Linked DNA regions of Homo sapiens: region 2 is linked to region 1. A link is a contact called in ENCODE Hi-C or POLR2A ChIA-PET data. All regions are on one chromosome and are shown on one strand. Each heading gives the region's core, a stretch centred on a gene start or an enhancer-like site at or near the end of the contact. The rest is flanking DNA. Distances are from core to core; before and after follow the strand shown. Region 1 holds the start of SMCHD1 (structural maintenance of chromosomes flexible hinge domain containing 1). Region 2 holds the start of TYMSOS (TYMS opposite strand RNA).

What was found. Hi-C counts contacts between places; a loop is a spot of excess contacts on that map. ChIA-PET counts read pairs that join two places held with the same protein, here RNA polymerase II (POLR2A). Pooled maps may share reads with other maps.
Region 2: a loop to region 1 is called in a map with no recorded cell type, with 5 times the contacts of the local background. The contact joins the promoter of TYMSOS here to the promoter of SMCHD1 in region 1. A Hi-C loop is called at or near these places in 3 of 37 single-sample maps with no recorded cell type and 5 of 50 pooled maps. POLR2A ChIA-PET finds 5 or more read pairs at or near these places in 1 of 52 experiments (MCF 10A).

What each region holds. Positions count from the first base shown.
Region 1 is chr18:2,651,789-2,658,066 of GRCh38, reverse strand. SMCHD1 (structural maintenance of chromosomes flexible hinge domain containing 1) reads right to left here and starts at 2,341. Exons shown (of 48, transcript NM_015295.3): 1 at 1,806-2,341. The coding sequence starts at 1,991. It also overlaps the pseudogene CBX3P2. RefSeq lists silencers at 1,639-1,818, 2,049-2,498 and an enhancer at 3,533-4,162.
Region 2 is chr18:657,041-663,318 of GRCh38, reverse strand. It overlaps TYMSOS (TYMS opposite strand RNA), which reads left to right and starts at 5,028. Exons shown (of 2, transcript NR_171001.1): 1 at 5,028-5,477. TYMS (thymidylate synthetase) reads right to left here and starts at 5,666. Exons shown (of 7, transcript NM_001071.4): 1 at 5,372-5,666; 2 at 3,605-3,678; 3 at 999-1,173. The coding sequence starts at 5,576. It also overlaps a transcript of ENOSF1 not described here. RefSeq lists enhancers at 4,954-5,073, 4,941-5,440, 5,441-5,942 and silencers at 5,304-5,353, 5,524-5,703.

The sequences.
Region 1 (6,278 bases), core at 1,092-3,591:
GCCAGTAATCCCAGCACTTTGGGAGGCGGGTGGATCTCTTGAGCCCAGGAGCTCGAGACTAGCCTGGGCAACACAGCCAAACCCCCGTATGTACGAAAAATACGAAAAAAAAAAAACATAGCTGGGCATGGTGGCGCTCACCTGTAGTCCTGGCTACTTGGGAGGCTGAGGTGGGAGGATCACCTGAGCCCGGGAATATTTGGGCCTGGGAAAATGTTTATTACAGCATTACTTAAAATCAAAAAAATTAAAAGTAATGTAAATGTCAACAGAAAGGAGAGATTCGGTTATGTAAATAGTGGTAGCAAATGGACCATTTCAAATTTTGATTTGAAGACCTACGTTTAAAGAAACTTCTGACACTATTAAGTGAAAAAATTAATAGAATATAAAACACATATTTTAGTAATTTAAAAAATGGAGTGGGAAGGAGGAGGAAGGCTGAAAAGACATAACCTCAGGTGCTAAGAGTAGTCATATAGTAGTTTTACAGCGAGTAAAAGATTTACTTGTTTCCCCCCTCTGGTTCCATATTTTCTTTAATGTACTGATATTTTTACTATAAACACAATAAACGTAAAAAGTTTCCCTTTTGTAGAATGGTTCTGAATAGAAAGCATTCAACAAAAAAGATGAGCATTCATTCACTTTTCAAACACAACGGGAATCTACTACGTTCAGGCACAGAATTAACTTGAGGGGATAGGTTTTTGTCTTCATTCATTTATCCATTCTAATCTGGGCATTTACAATGTCGCAGGCACAGTTCTAGACGCTGGGACTACAGCTGTGAACAAAAGAAAGTCCTTACTTCTCCAATCGTTTTCATTCTACGGATCACGATTTCAATTATTTCAGCAACCATACAGTTATATGGTCTAGAACATTTCTAAACCTATCAGCCTCACGACAAAACACGGCTTCAAAGTTCTTTTTTTCCCTTGGACGCTAAGTGTTCTTAACAGCTTAAAAAGGGACCTCATATGGTTAATTCAGAGCATGACAATATTCCTTCTTCAAAGCTCAGGCAATGCCACCACCTCATATCTATAAAGTACATCACAGTTTAAAGCGGATTTCCCTCCACGTTCATTTTCAAAGCGAACCAATACACGGGGTAGGTACGTTTTCTGGTGCTCCACAGCCACCCATACCAACCTTTGACTTGGTTTGGAAATTCCCAAGGGTTAGGGCTCAGACAGGCAGAAGGCCAGCTCTACCTGCAGAGCTGACCTGGACAAGTGTCTCCGTGCGGAAGGATCCCCCCCGCCGCCCCGCCCCAGAAGGACCTGCAACCTCGACAGGGCAACCCGGGGACACCCCGCATCATCTAATGAACTTGGGGGAGATGACTCCGGGCATTTCACAACTTCCCACCGTCGCAACACTCACAACAGAGCCCCTGGGCGTTAACTCCCTTCTCTCGTTTTAAAAAAGTTACAAAGTAAAAACAGACACCACCAACGGCTTTCCCTAGACTGCAGGGCCGCAACCGGGCTAAGCTCGCCCAGGGCCAACAAACGCTGAGCTCTCCACCCGGGCCGGCAAGGCCTCCCGTAAAAGGAGCGGAGGCAGAGGGAGGGCCACGGGGGAGCCGGCCCTGCACTTCGAGGCCCGGGCCAGGGCCCGCCCGAGGCGTCCGGCCACCAGGTCACGGACATGGCGGGCACACGGGAGAGGGAAGCCAAGGCCGCAGGACCGGGACCGGGTGACAGGTTTATTGCCCTCAGTGAGCAAGTTGAGTTTCTCATCACCCTCCCGCCCCCAAGTCTACACGCGCATCCCTTCCTCGCCCCTTCGCGTACCTGACACACACACGCGCGAAATCCCGCGTAGTCCGAGCGCTCCCCGACCTGCAGAGGCCGGTCCCCGAGCTCGGACTCCTTTTCGCGCCGATCAAACAAGTACACCGTCCTGTGGCCGACGCCTCCGCCATCCTCCTCAGTCCCCACAGAGGCCCCACCAGGCCCGCCGCCGTCCGCCGCTGCCATATTGGGGAAAAGGAGAAAAGACAGCGACGCCTGCCGCCGCCGGGCTCAGGGCTGAGGTGCGCGCTCCGCGCGGCGCCTTCAGCTCCAGCTCCCGGGGCGGCTCGAGGCCTCGGCCCGGCGCGCTGCAGCTCCTCGTCAGCGGCGGCGGCCGAGCAGCGGCAGGCGCGAGGATCACCCGGGAACCGATTCAAACGCGCTCCTGCCCGTGCACCACGTCACTTCCGCGGCCCGCCACTCCTGAGGAGAAGGGGACGCGCGGCGCGCTCCTCACCGGGCCCGGGCCCAGCGCCTATCGCCGCCCACGCGAGCCTCACGGTGCGACCCGCGACCAGCGCCGCCGCCGGGACTGTGGCGCAGGAGGAAGAGCGGTGGCGGGTGGCGGGCGGCGGGCGACAGCGAGGGGCGGGGCGAATCCAGCAGGCCGCGCGGGCAGGGGCGGGGCTTCGCCGCGCGCGCGCCCGGGGCCCGCCCCCTCGGCCCTCGCGAAGTTGGAAGGAGGCTGAGTCTTTCGCGGCTGCCTGCGCCCTGCGGGTAGTCCTCAGAGGCCGAGGCGGGAGAGCAGGGCTCGGGGGCAGCGGGGGAATCTCCCGAAGAGCTGTGTTCTCTCTGTGGAAAGGGCCCCGCTGCCTTCCCGCCTCTCCAGGATCCCGACTGAGCTTGTAGGTGCCGCGCCGGCTGACTGAGCCCTCTCTGGCTGGGTCGCGTGGACGCGGCGGCGGGAAGCTTCAGGCCGGCGGTACTCGCCGGGCGCAGAGTCCACCAAAGCGAGCACGTGGGTCCCTCTGCCGAGAAAATAGGCGCTACGAGAGCCGGCGCCCCTTTTTCCTCCTCATTTCTTAGTAGTACTGGGTGGGCTCCAGCGTGGGCCCCCGAGGCAAAGCGGGTCCGTGAGAACGTCAGAAGGGCGCTCTGTGACGTCACAGCGTCCCCGCCCCCCGCACCCTCTGGGGGCCCTGGAGCGCCGACGGCATTCGGGGTACGGGGGTGACTCCAGCGCCCTAGTTTTAACGCTGCCTGCGCTTCGCGGTCTCCCACGTGCGTGTAAATTCTGAAAGAACCCACGCCACAGTTACTAGGGTTAAATTAGATGTTCGCAAAATTCTTAAGGCCTAATACGTTTTCAATCAAAGCCTTTAATCGTCGTTACCGGGCAGCGTTTCATTAACTATCCTCATCGTGGGCAGGTAGTGCCCTAACTCAACAAATAAAATGCCATTGTTAGAGGACTAGGTTTACTCTCCAGTTCTTAGAAATCGTGAATACTGTATACTTGAGAGTGGTATGTAAATTCAGAAACCCAAAGGTAGCAGATAGAGGGGTTTTTCAAATCTCAGAATATAAGCCTGGATAATAGTGCGTTTTCTGTTTTACTAGGTTTGCTAAAACCTTATATGGACAGACTTACAAAGTTAGTGTTATGTTAGAAACCTAGATTTGCTTGTGGATGTCAAGACGTTTCAAGATCGTGGGGAATGTGTGTATAAATTGACTACACATATACTAGAGGTAGACACCAACTAGAACGAAATTGTGAAGGCGTGTTTGGGGAACATACATTGTTTGGCTGGAAGTGAGGAGAACTGAGCGGTAGATGGTGGAAGATAAAATTGGAAAGACATAAACTGTGGCCAAATGCCGTTCATGTTCCTTAAGGTGGAGGTGGAGGAAAAGAAAACAAAAAAGTAACCCCCGATTCTAATGGAATTTCTTTGAAGTCTGATGTTTTATTTACCTTTCAAATTCATGCGAATGTCTCATTCTATTCCTTTATATAGTGGTATTTGAGTTAAATGACTCAAAGAAAAACACAAATTGTTTTTCTAATTCTTAGTTAATGGGTAAGATGAATTGCCTCTCTACTTCAGCAAATTGAGATTAGAGCTGGAGATTCGTCATCAGGGCAATTTCTCATTTCTTTGTAATACCAGATTATACAAGCACACCTCTTTCATGTCTTTAGAAGAGATTTCAGGATCATCTCTAAGAGATTTTTTTTTTAATGGTGCCAGAGAAGTGTACTGCAGTATTATGGGCAGCTCTTGATGGGAACATTGATGTCTTACCTTGTTGAGAGATCGAGTCTGAATCAGTTTCTTAATGGCAGTATGGCATCACTTTTGTTCTCAGAATATCAAACAATTTTTTCATCAAAGAAAGATGACGAGTTTGTTCTTTATTTAATTGTCATCACAAGTAAATAAAAGCGTTTGAAATGACCCACTTCCTTAATGAGTTCTCTTCAATTGACTCTTAGTTTTTGTTAATTAGCTATCTTACTACAGAGTAAAATATTTAAGTGGCCTTGTATCAGTTATTTATTGCTACATAACGAACTTCCCCAAAACTTAGTGGCCCCTGAAGAAGTTCCCCATTCCCTTCTTCCTTGCATGTAGCTCAAGTTTGAGTCAGGCAGGATTTGAGATGCCACAGACCCAGACCAGGTGCAGCTCAGAGATGGTGAACGAGATGGTGAACAATAGCTCTTCATGTCTGCAATTAAAAATGGCCTCCAGTAAAACTACAGTCGTCCTTTGGTATCCTTGGGAAATTGGTTTCTGGACCGGGACCCCCATGGATAGGAAAATCCAAGGCTGCTCAAGTCCCTCATATAAAAGAGCGAAGTATTTGCATATAACCTACATACATCCTAGATTACTTATAATACCTAATGCAATATAAATGCTATGTAAATGGTTGTTATACTGTATTGTTTTTCATTTGTATTTTTTTGTTTTATTGTGATTTTAAAATATGTTCTATCCTCGGTTGATAGAATCCAGGAATGCGGAACCCGAGGATACTGAGGGCCACTGTACATTGCAAAAAAATGGGACAAAAGACTTAGTGGAAAGGGTATAAAAGCTGATGAAGCAGAGCCTGAGGATTTTGTGGTGGAAAAAGTACTACACCAAGGTGTGGTGAATGGGAAGGTGGAATATTCCCTGAAGCGGAAAGGATTTACACTTGCTGACAATAATTGAGAACCTGAAGAAAACTTAGATTTTCCTGAGTTCATTGAACTATTTCTTAATCCTCAAAAAAACTGGTAAAGGAAAAGATAGTACAAAAAGAAAATCTTTATCCGAGAGTGAATCTGATGACAGCAAATGAAAGGGATGCTGCTGAAAAACCAGGAGACTTTGCCAGAACTCTTGATCCTAAGCAAAGAATTGGTGCCACAGACTGCAGTGAAGAATTAATGTTTCTAATGGAATGCAAAGACTCAGACGAGGCTGACTTGGTGCTGGCAAAGAGGCAAACGCAAAGGGGCAAACACGAAGTGTCCTCAAATTGCAAATTATTTTTATGAAGAGAGACTAACTTGGCATTCCTGTCCAGAAAATGAAACTCAAAAATTGTTGCACTGCAGTATACTGCCATATAGTGTGTGTGTGTGTAAAACCTAGGTCTTGATTTTCTTATTAGTGTGAAATACTCTATTTTTAAAAAAATAGAGATAGAGTCTCACTATGTTGCCCAGGTTGGTCTCAAACTCTGGGCTCAAGTGATCCTCCTGCCTTGGCTTCCCAAAAGTGCTGGGACTACAGACGTGAGCCACCCTGCCTGGCCAGCTATTTTCTAATGAAATCTATTTTCTACTGCAAAATCTTGTTTTGAAGTAGAATCAAAAGAGTTTTTGGGGTTTGTTTGTTTTGGGTATTTGTTGGGGTTTTTTTCATCAATAGCACTTGTTACTTTTGAACAAGTAGGAAAAGCTTTCTGTAGCTGCTTCATTTACCAGAAAAGAATATTTGGTTCCATGGTATATTATTTCCTCTTTTCTAAATGTTGGGAACATTTTCCATAATCATTACTCAATCATAACTTGTGTTTAACCTATAATGCCTAAGGCTATTCTGAATTTTTGTTTGTTTGTGCATATGTAAATATACATGTACATAGTTGTGGTTTTGTTTTTTATTTTACATGAACTAAGAAATAGCATTTCACAATCATGGGTAAATTCAAGTTTTCTTCTGGAATGCCATCGTTCTAAGCAGCCCAAAGAATAGATCATCTTAAGTTAAAATTTTACCTAAAGCCACAATGTTTCAAATTGAATAATTTGTAATTAGTTGGCCAAGTTAAATACAATGTAAACAATTTAAATTGGACAATTTAAAGAAGCCAAATCAGAGCCGGGCACGGCGGCTCATGCCTGTAATCCCAGCACTTTGGGAGGCCAGGCGGGCGGATCACCTGAGGTTGGGAGTTCAAGACTAGCCTGACCAACATGGAGAAACCCCATCTCCACTAAAAATACAAAATTAGCTGGGCATGGTGGTG
Region 2 (6,278 bases), core at 3,779-6,278, 2.0 Mb after region 1:
AAAAGAAGACATTTATGCAGCCAAAAAACACATGAAAAAATGCTCACCATCACTGGCCATCAGAGAAATGCAAATCAAAACCACAATGAGACACCATCTCACACCAGTTAGAATGGCAATCATTAAAAAGTCAGGAAACAACAGGTGCTGGAGAGGATGTGGAGAAATAGGAACACTTTTATACTGTTGGTGGGACTGTAAACTAGTTCAACCATTGTGGAAGTCAGTGTGGCGATTCCTCAGGGATCTAGAACTAGAAATACCATTTGACCCAGCCCTCCCATTACTGGGTATATACCCAAAGGACTATTAAATCATGCTGCTATAAAGACACATGCACACGTATGTTTATTGTGGCACTATTCACAATAGCAAAGACTTGGAACCAACCCAAATGTCCAACAATGATAGACTGGATTAAGAAAATGTGGCACATATACACCATGGAATACTATGCAGCCATAAAAAATGATGAGTTCATGTCCTTTGTAGGGACGTGGATGAAATTGGAAATCATCATTCTCAGTAAACTATCGCAAGAACAAAAAACCAAACACTGCATATTCTCACTCATAGGTGGGAATTGAACAACGAGAACATATGGACACAGGAAGGGGAACATCACACTCTGGGGACTGTTGTGGGGTGGGAGGAGGGGGGAGGGATAGCATTGGGAGATATACCTGATGCTAGATCATGAGTTAGTGGGTGCAGCGCACCAGCATGGCACATGTATACATATGTAACTAACCTGCACATTGTGCACATGTACCCTAAAACTTAAAGTATAATAATTAAAAAAAAAAAAAAAAAAGAGTGTGAAACGGCCTTCATGAGGCTTAATTGTGGCTTAACCTGGCACCACCCCTCACAAGGTCAAAGCTATACATCAGCTCCTGTGACATTGACTCATCCCCCAGACCTTATCTAAAACAACGGAGCAAACACATGCTAGGAAGGGCACCCGGGAAATGGAAGGCATTGTTCTATCTCCTCACCTGATTCCATATCTCTGTATTCTGCCCCAAAATGCCTCCACTGGAAGCCATAAACTGGGCCCAAGTCCCCTTCTTCTCTGGTGGAGAATCCCAGGCTGTCCAAAAAGTCTCGGGATCCATTGGCATCCCAGATTTTCACTCCCTTGGAAGACAGCTCTTTAGCATTTGTGGATCCCTGGAAGAGATGGGGAGAGCAGAGCAGGCATCCAGGTAAATCCTAAGCCATCTCAGTTGATCCCCCCGAGACACCACTTACAAGGGCCTCTGGCCCCTGCTGACTTGCTAGGAGGTGGGCACTTGACACCACCCATATGGAACCCATCCTTTTTTTTGTTTTTTGAGAGTTTCGCTCTTGTTGCCCAGGCTGGAGTGCAATGGCGCGATCGTGGCTCACGGCACCCTCCACCTCCCAGGTTCAAGCGATTCCCCTGCCTCAGCCTCCCGAGTAGCTGGGATTACAGGCATGCGCCACTACACCCAGCTAATTTTGTATTTTTAGTAGAGACAGTGTTTCTCCATGTTGGTCAGGCTGGCCTCGAACTCCTGACCTCAGGTGATCCGCCCACTTCGGCCTCCCGAAGTGCTGGGATTACAGGCGTGAGCCACCACACCCAGCTGCCCATCCTATCTTTAAGTAGGCTGGTCCCAGCCCAGATTCCTGAGGGCTTTAGGACAGTCTGATCCCTTCTTTGGAACCACCCTCCCAGATCTTTTCTTCCATTCCCCTCAACTAAGCTTTTTAGGCTAAACACCTCCAAGTGCTTTTAAGTATTCCACCGATCTGACAGTTTTATGTTTCTTAATGAAATGTGTTGTCTATATGTAATACCCCAAAATGAATTTAATGCCTACATGCAATCTGTTCAATGTATCTTCTACCTGGCATACAGGATATTCCTAATGATCAGACTAATCAGTATTTTACAGTGCAGGTGCCTCAACTCCTGTATTTGATCGAGTCACCAATGGAGTAACTCCAACTATCAAGGTGAGTCTGACATTCCTGGCAAGGATTCCTTAGAATCCTGAATTGAAGCATTAAGTTGAAACAGGGGAATGCATTTTATTTCTGAGTATCTTGCTTCCTCCCTTTCTATTGTTGAGTTTGTCCCGATTTTCTTTGATTGAGAAAGAATCAAAGAAATTTCCAACAAATCAAAGAAATTTCTCCAATTGAGAAATTTCCAACAAATCATTTCTCAATCTTTTACATATTGCTTCAAAAGTCTCTCCTTTTCATCCATTCAGACCAGGCTCTAGCCAGTTTAAGAATGTTGTCTTCTGAGGTTTCTGATGATATGTTTCAAATCCAAGGTTCATTGTTAGTCAAGATAGGCCAATACAGAACAAAATACCCCAAGAATACAGAGCTAAGGCAGACCTGGGGCTGGATCCAAATTGAAGCCCTTTCTAAAATGGGATAAGAGGGCTTGGGTCTGGCTTGCCCCAAGACCATACAAGCCATACCAAGTGCTCTATAGAAGGGATCCCAGCTTCTAGTATGGCCCAGACCTGAGCCCAGACCTCAGCCACCTTCCAAAAAGCACTGGTCAGAAAGAACATCGCTGGTTCTAGACCAGGACACGGAACACAGAGAAGCTTGGTCTGGGCTGCTGCCTGTCTTCACAGCACTCTGGCCCCGGCCTGAGGTACCTACTCAGCCCTCTGGAAGGGGTTCACCTTGTTACTGAAGAGACTCTTCTAGAATTTATATGAACATGGGAACACAGGTGGTATCTACATTTAGTGATCAATATATGTTGACTCCTACTATGTGGCAGGCTGTGTTTGAGGCCCTGGCGATACAACAGTGAACACGAGAAACAAATCCTCTGCCCTCATAAAGCTTACAGCACATTTCACTTTTACTACCTGCTGTCCCCCTTCTAACAGGGGAAGGGAAAGGCTGACATACATCAGATGGTGATGTTCGTCTATGGAGAAACACCAAGGAGGTTGGGGGAGAGTCACAGTTTTAAATCAGGAGGTCTAGGAAGGCTTGCCCGAGTGGAGTAGAGACTCAAAGGAAGAAGCCAAGTGTGGGGGAAGAAGGTTCCAGGGAGTGGGGATGTCCCGGTGTGCTCAAAAACTCACAAGAACAGCAGGGCTGGTGCAGAGAGCAGCAGCTAAGGTCAGAGCTGAAAAACGGACACCATAAGGACCGTGGCTCTTACTGAGTGAAATGGAGCCACTAAGGGCTTGAGGGTGAGGAATGATATGCTTTGACCTTTGGTGGTGTCTTTTTTTGTTTTTGACATGGGTTCTCCCTCTGTCGCCCAGGCTGGAGTACAGTGCCACGATCTCAGCTCACTACAACCTCCGCCTCGTGAGCAATTCTCATGCCTCAGCCTCCTGAGTAGCTAGGATTACAGACATGCACCAGCACACCTGGCTAATTTTTTGTGTTATTAGTAGAGACTGGGGTGTCGCCATGTTGGCCAGGCTGGTCTCAAATTCCTAACCTCAGGTGATCTGACTCAGCCTCCCAAAGTGGTGGGATTACAGGCGTGAGCCACCACACCTGGCTGCTTTGAGTTTTGAAAGGATCTCACTGGCTGCTGTGTTGAGAACAGACTACTGACTTCTAATAGCAGCGACTTCTTTACCTTGATAAACCACAGCAACTCCTCCAAAACACCCTTCCAGAACACACGTTTGGTTGTCAGCAGAGGGAATTCATCTGAAAAACAATTTGCCATACGGTTTCAAGATGGGAAGACAGATCATGCCATCCAACTTTCTTCAGGGAAGAAAACTGCCCTGGGACGTGAGGCCCTGGAGCATCCAGAAAGCCTAGACTCCCGCAAAGTGGGCCAGAGATCACGGTGGAGCTCCCAGGCTGCAAGTCCCATCAGTGGCCCGATTCAGGCTGAGACAGCACTTCTGTGCCCCGGTGACCAGTGGACACAGGAATTCCACACAGTGAGATGGTGGCGAGGGCAGGGATGAACATGTGGCAAAAGGGAGGAGCTATCATCCACTGCCCACTAGTGCTAATCCTGTCACAAAGGTGTGAAGACAACACCAAGCATGTGTCCCAGGAACAAAAAGGGAGGCATCAGAAGTGTCGAGCCACAGAGAAATGAAAGTGTAAAAACTTATCTTTAAATGCAGTCCTCGTTCATCCGCACTCGCTTGTGGTACAGTTTATATTCAGACAACAGAGAGATTTTTGCAAGCACCTGCTTTTATCAGAATTGCCTACTAAGCATTATTTTCTCCATTTTTAACATATAGGGAAGCTATATGAGAAGTAACTTGCTCAATGTCTAAGCAGAAAGGTGGGTTAAAAATGAGGTCTATGGCTCATCAAAGGCCCCTGGGCTTGGAGCTGCAGAAAAGTGGATCCCTCTCCTCAGACAAAACTCCCCACGCTGTCCCACGCCAATCAGCCACAGCAGCTGCTATGTATTCGTCTCTAGATGGGTCCGTGGGCCGGAGGGCTTTTCCGCTAGCTACAGTGAATCTGCTTCACCACGAATGGGTTTCCCCATTCAAAACCACCTCCACCCCTGTGTCAAGGCTGCGCTCCATTTATCTGAGCGGTCAAGGTCAGCCCCTGGCTCACACACCTTCGAGTCCCCTCCCCCGCGCAGCTGGCGCAGGATCCAGGACGGCAGGACGGTGTGGCCTTAGGGAGGGCCAACGGCTGCCTAACGTCCTGTGCCCACCCCGCCCCGCCCCACTGTCCCCTGAAAGCCTGGCGCCAATGACCCGCGAGACATTTTTTGCCTGGGGTGCTCCTGTCGGAAAGGAAAGAGGAAAGGACGACTAAGAACTTATACTCGAACTCCCGAATTTCTCTTTTCAAGGTTTAAGAGGAAAGCTGGTTCGTGGGGATTGGATGGGAGGCCACCAGGAAACCAAGTTCCCGCGCCAGCTTCAGTGCTCTCCTCTTCCCGCCGCCTTTGCCCCGCCCACATCACTTTCGCTCCAGTTTTTGAAAACGCTGCGAAGCGGAATGGTCCACAGGGGAAAACGGAGGAGGGGCCAAAGCCAGGACTTTGAGACCGGCGCGCGGTCAAGCCCAGGCAGCTCTCCCTAACCCTCCAGCACTGGGCAAACGCTGCCCGATGACGCCCGCCTCGGGGGCCACGGCATCACTGGGGCGACTGCGAGCCCGGCCGCGGAGCCGCTGGGACGCGGCTTACCTCCCGGCTGTCGCTGCTGTGTGTGTTGCCCGCGCCAGTCACGTCCCTAATGGGACCCTCCGTTTCGGCGTCTGTAAGGCGAGGAGGACGATGCGTCCCCTCCCTCGCAGGATTGAGGTTAGGACTAAACGGGGTCCGCAGCGCCCGGCAGCTCCCGAGCGCTCTCCCCAGCCGCGCCTCCCTCCTTCCCGCCACCCGTCCCGCAGGGGCCCGCGGCGTCACCTCTCAGGCTGTAGCGCGCCTGCATGCCGAATACCGACAGGGTGCCGGTGCCCGTGCGGTCGTCCTTCCTGACGCCGCAGCGGAGGATGTGTTGGATCTGCCCCAGGTACTGCAGCTCCCCGTGCGGCGGACGCGGCTCGGCGTCCCGCTCCTGTGCGGCGGGGGGCAAGGGCCGGCGCGGCAGCTCCGAGCCGGCCACAGGCATGGCGCGGCGGGCGGGGGACGGAGGCAGGCGAAGTGGCGCGGCGGGACGGAGGCAGGCCAAGTGGCGCGGCGGGACGGAGGCAGGCCAAGTGGCGCGGTGGCAGGACCCCTTCCGCGCGCCTTTTCCCGCGGCCGTCCCGCGCTCCGCCTCTTCCTGCTCGGCGGGGTCGCGGCGGCCCCCGCTCTAGAGAGCGTGCGCCAGGGGGAAACGCAGGAGCCACGGGTGTGGCACAGAACGGAGCCCAGGGCCACAGCTGAGAGTCTTAGGAAACCCGGGAACCTGGATGCAGGTGCGGTGGCTGGGAAGGACTGCGCCCTTTGGGAACCGTCTGGTCGACCGCGCCTTCTCTAAGCCAGCAGCACAGTTCCCACGTTTTCCTGCGGTCTTGTCAACAAAACTGCTGTTTGAGATCTGTTTCCTACAACTAATAAGGGATTTGCATTTCCATTTCTTCGTTCTCACTGAAGCAACCGAAGCAAGTGGTATAATGCAGCTTTTCTACTTGATTAAAAACCGCCAGGGCGCTGGACGCGGTGGCTCACGCCTGTAATCCTAGTACTTTGGGGGGCCGAGGCGGGTGGATCACCTGAGGTCAGGAGTTCAAGACCAGCCTGGACAACATGGTGAAACCCCCGTCTCTACTAAAAGTACAAAAATTAGCTGGGCGTGGTGGCTACTTGGGAGGCTGAGGCAGAAGAATTG